Regions from separate parts of the Homo sapiens genome. Here region 1 is linked to region 2. The links are chromatin loops, found by intact Hi-C in ENCODE. Cell type or tissue: PC-9. All regions are shown on one strand.

Region 1 (2,500 bases), 320 kb before region 2:
TACAAAAATTAGCTGGGCGTGGTGGTGGGCACCTGTAATCCCAGCTACTGGGGAGGCTGAGACAAGAGAATCGCTTGAACCCGGGAGGCAGAGGTTGCAGTGAGCCGGGATAATGCCACTGCACTCCAGCCTGGGTAACAGAGTCAGACTCCATCTCCAAAAAAAAAAAAAAAGCCAGTAAACAGCAACAGCAAAACCTGGACTTTTACCCCCAGGCTACACAGCTGCTGTACTTTATTTGCATTTGGCACAGTTCTCATTCGACCTTGAACAGCAACTCCTGAGGTAGGTGATATTCTTGTTGTGATGAAAATGTTCTATTGTATTCTGATCGAGCATACACTTAAGTAACCACCACCACAATCAAGATATAGATGGCTAGGCATGGTGGCTCACTTTGGGAGGCCAAGTCAAGAGGCTCACTTGAGGCCAGGAGTTCAACACCAGCATGGGCAACACAGCAAGACCCTCGTCTCTACAGTAATATAAATATCCACGTAAGTTGGTGTGGGCCTTGTAGTGGCAGCTACTCAGGTGGCTGAGGTGGGAAAATCACTTGAACCCAGGAGTTCTAGGCTGCAGTAAGCTATTATCACTGCACTCTAGCCTGAGCAACAGAGTGAGACCCTGACTCTTTCTTTTTTTTTTTTGAGATGGAGTCTTGCACTGTTACCAGGCTGGAGTGCAGTGGCACGATCTTGGCTCACTGCAAGCTCCGCCTCCTAGGTTCACGCCATTCTCCTGCCTCAGCCTACTGAGTAGCTGGGACTACAGGCGCCTGCCACCACGCCCGGCTAATTTTTTGTACTTTCAGTAGAGACGGGGTTTCACCGTGTTAGCCAGGATGGTCTTGATCTCCTGACCTCGTGATCTGCCCGCCTCTGCCTCCCAAAGTGCTAGGATTACAGGCGTGAGTCACCGCGCCCGGCCTGACCCTGACTCTTAAAAAAAAAAAGATAATAGAACATTTCCATTGTGTGGGTAAAGAAAGTGAGGCTCTGAGTTTAAATAGCACATCACTGTTACAGAGCTACCAGCAGGTGGCAGCACCCAAGTTAGAATCCACTTCCACCTCGCTCCAAAGCCTGTGAAGCCTGTGTTCTTACCACCAGACCACCTAACAAGGTCTAGTAAGAGCTTGATGAAGGTCAGGAGCTGAACTTATCCGACTTCCAGCTTCCTATCTGGAGTGCTTAGGCTTCCCTGCCTCTTCCGAAAGCCAGCTGAAACTGGAGTCTACTGCCATGGGGTATTTTACACTACAATGGGGATATTTTTACACCCTGCAGCTTTTTTACACAAACAATAGTAACAGCTATTCCTGGCATGGACCAGTTATTTCAAATTAGGCTGAAGCTGACCAGATACCTGGTAGATGAACTCATCGATAATATCCCAGAGCCACTGGTTGGGTAGTTCAAGGGGAGCAGGACCATCGGCATCTGTGCAGGAGATCACAGAAAAGTCAGATTCAAAGCAATGACTCTGCCCATTCTGTAGGCTGCAGAATGCTTTGTAATTTCTCTCTTAAAAGGACCATGAATCACAAGACCTCCCCTCTTCCCACCTACACATTAAGATCCTGCTAATTTAAAAAAAAAAAAAAAAAAGCTGGAGGCCAATGCTGAACCTCATCATAACCACACACACCCTCTTGGCCAAATCTCAGACTCACTAAGAATGTAGTTGAAGAGATTGCAGTAGTTGTAATAGGATTCAAACCTCTGCTCCAAGGAAGGTCCCCCCTGTAAAGAAAACAAGAGATATCAAGATACAGATATTTAATTTTAATGTGTTTTACCCATGGTATACTGTGACAGCTGTGAACAAATACAAGAGAATTGGTATCTGTCCTCTCTTTCTTACTATGTAAATATGCAAGTGAGAGGGAAGATAGAAAGTCCTATAGCAGCTGACGCACTGAATACTGCAACACGTGGTTAGGTTCTACAGCAACAGACCTTAAATGACCCTCAGAGCAGGGATGATGATCTGGCAAAGCAGAGAGAAGGAAAAGTGTTTCAGAAAAAAACCACACTAGCAAAGGCGAAGAAGTTAAATCGTGGCACTTGAAGGCTAGGGAGTTAAGAGAAGATAATGCTGCACCGGGCATCACTAGACTACGGGCCAGGAATGTTGCAGTCTTCCAACGCCAAACAAGCATCTAGGTCAGGGGGCCTGCAAATCTATTCCGCCACCTGTTTTGTAAATAAAGAAGTTTTACTGGAACACAGCCATGCCCACTCATTACATATTGTTGATAACTGCCACAAAGACATAGCTGAACAGATCTGACAGAAACCATCATGGCCCTCGAGACTAAAATACTTATTATCTGACCCTCCACAGAGAAGGTGGCTGACCCCTGGTCTGGTCTTTATGTTGCTTGCATCTGAGAACCACTGATAGTTTCTGAGCTGGGGAACCATACCATGAGCAATGTATTTGTGATGGAGAAGAAACACAACTTTGGAGTCAGTCCCACCTCTTATTAACTGTG
Region 2 (2,500 bases):
CCTTGGGCACAATCCTGTAGGCTATTAGGAGTGGGAGTCAGTGAACCGAGTGGCAGGAAGAAAATTTAAACATCTCTATTAGTTTCCTGTGGCAGCTGTAACAAATGACCACAATCTTGGTGGCTTAAAACAATAAAAATTTATTCTCTCCACGCCAGGTGCAGGGCTCTCGCCTGTGATCCCAGCACTTTGGGAAGCCAACGCAGGAGGATCGCTTGAGCCCAGTAGTTCGAGACCAGCTTGGGCAACATAGTGAGACCCTCATCTCTACAAAAAACTTTAAAAAATTAGCTGGACATGGTGGTGTGAGCTGGGAGTCCCAGCCACTTGGGAGGCTGAGGTGGGAGAATCGCTTGAGCCCAGGAGGTCAAGGCTGCAGTGAGCTATGATCACACCACTGCACTCCAGCCTGGGCAATAGAGCAAGACCCTGTCACTGAAAAACAAACAAACAAAAATGATTAGTTCTGGAATCCAGAAGTCTGAAATCAAGGTGTTGGAGGGGCCCCGCTCCCTCTGAAGGTGCTAGGGGAGAATCCTTCCTTGCCTCTTCCCGCTTCTGGTGGCTCCAGGTGTCCTTGCCTTATGGCAGCCTCGCTCCTGCCTCTGCCGACATTTCCGTGTAGCTCCCTCTGTGTCAGCATCTTCTCTTCTTGTAAGGACACTTGTCAGTGGATTTGGCCCCCCACGGATAATCCAGGACGATCTCATCTTGAGATCCTTACTTTTTTTTTTTTTTAAGATGGAGTTTCGTTCTTGTCACCCAGGCTGGCGTGCAATGGTGCAATCTGGTCTCACTGCAACCCTCTCCTCCCGGGTTCAAGCGATTCTCCTGCCTCAGCCTCCCAAGTAGCTGGAATTACAGGCATCCGCCACTACGCCTGGCTAATTTTTTATTTATATTTTTAGTAGAGAGGGGGTTTCGCTGTGTTGGTCAAGCTTGTCTTGAGCTCCTGACCTCAGGTGATCCGCCAGCCTCAGCCTCCCAAAGTGCTGGGATTACAGGAGTGAGCCACCGCGCCCGGCCGAGATTCTTATCTTCATTACATTCGCAAAGACTCTTTTTTCAAATAAGACTGTATTCCCTGGTCCCAGGTGGACGTGTCTTTTGCAGGGGGGCCACCAGTCAACCCACTGCAAAATCCCCAGGCAGTGCCCTCTCCCACGTTCCTCTCCTCCTTGGGGCTCCCAGCCCCTCCAATCCAGCCTCCTTGAGTAGGAACTGTGTGGTCCTCATTCACTTTTCCACCCCTAGGGCCCAGAGTGGGCAGTGTGTTTGCAAATATAACTCCGTTCCTCTCTTCTTCCCTCCCTCCCTCCAGTAACCGATGCCACCAGAGGCTAGAACTGGTGCTGCACCTGTGGGACGAGGGCGCCACCGTGTGTCCAGCTTGGAGCAGTGTGGTCACAGGCTTGAGCCCAGCCCCTGCCCTGCTGACAGCCACTTACAGAGCGCCTGCCCCACCAGTCACTCCACCCACATCAGCCCTCTTCTTCATGGCCGCAGTATAAAGAGGGAATTACTATCCAGTTTTTCAGATAAGGAGACTGAGGCTGAGACCTTGCTAACGTCACCCAGCCTTCAGCTGCCGCCAACTCCAAAGCCACACCCACGCCATGCTGTGGACCAAAACTAGACCTGTGCGTGGGTCTGGGCGTGAGCCTTCAGACTTCTCAGGGTGTCCTGCTATTGGGAAGCTGACGCAGGAGGATTGCTTGAGCCCAGTAGTTCGAGACCAGCTTGGGCAACATAGTGAGACCCTCATCTCTACACCTCTTCTGTAAAGGGGGGAAGGTGCCAAGGACCGCCCTTGCCAGGTGGCCCCTTCCCCGTCTCTGGCCCTGAGAGAGACCTGCAGACCCCTGAGGCCTGTGGGTCTTGGGGGAATGAATTTTTGGGGAATACAATTCTGAGTACTTTCCAAACATTAGTCTTTTTGAATATTTTGGTGTTCATTGTTTTTCTCTAAACATTTGCATATGTGTGAACTATTTAGTGATTTAAAAAATATACTTAACTGGGTTAAAACTTTACGTAGGGCTGAGTGCAGTGGCTCACGCCTGTAATCCCAGCCCTTTGGGAAGCCACGGTGGGCGGATCACTTGAGGTCAGGAGTTTGAGACCAGCCTGGCCAATATGGTGAAACCCTGTCTCTACTAAAAATACAAAAATTAGCCGGCTGTGGTGGTGCATGCCTGTAATCCCAGCTACTCGGGAGGCTGAGGCAGGAGAATTGCTTGAACCGGGGAGGTGGAGGTTGCAGTGAGCCAAGATTGTGCCACTGCACTTCAGCCTGGGCGATGGAGTGAGACTCTGTCTCAAAAAACAAAAGAAAACGAAACCAACTTTATGTAGGCCTCCAGTTCCCCTCTAAAAGACAACAGCTGGCTGGGCGCAGTGGCTCACGCCTGTAATCCCAGTACTTTGGGGAAGCCAAGGCAGGAGGTTCACTTGAGGCCAGGGCTTCGAGACCAGCCTGGGCAACATAGTGAGACCCTGT

What was found. Hi-C counts contacts between places; a loop is a spot of excess contacts. Peaks named below come from ENCODE experiments on the same cell type or tissue, not always from the same donor. Only the 100,000 strongest peaks of a DNase experiment are listed, where the experiment ranks them.
Region 1: it touches region 2 in a loop (12-fold over the local background); 13 of 110 quality-filtered maps call a loop at or near these places.

What each region holds. Positions count from the first base shown.
Region 1 is chr22:37,862,214-37,864,713 of GRCh38, reverse strand. It overlaps EIF3L (eukaryotic translation initiation factor 3 subunit L), which reads right to left. Exons shown (of 13, transcript NM_016091.4): 6 at 1,676-1,745; 7 at 1,369-1,442. Among named protein-coding and RNA genes, the nearest start is that of EIF3L, 14 kb to the right of the region's middle. RefSeq lists an enhancer at 1,665-2,164. In PC-9, CTCF peaks have their summits at 845 and 1,047 (motif pointing right); a DNase peak (open chromatin) is centred at 1,003; H3K27ac peaks cover 491 bases.
Region 2 is chr22:37,537,874-37,540,373 of GRCh38, reverse strand. No RefSeq gene overlaps it. Among named protein-coding and RNA genes, the nearest start is that of CARD10, 20 kb to the right of the region's middle. RefSeq lists a silencer at 1,301-1,490 and enhancers at 1,109-1,608, 1,609-2,110, 2,217-2,426. In PC-9, CTCF peaks have their summits at 1,139 and 1,338 (motif pointing left); a DNase peak (open chromatin) is centred at 1,363; H3K27ac peaks cover 473 bases.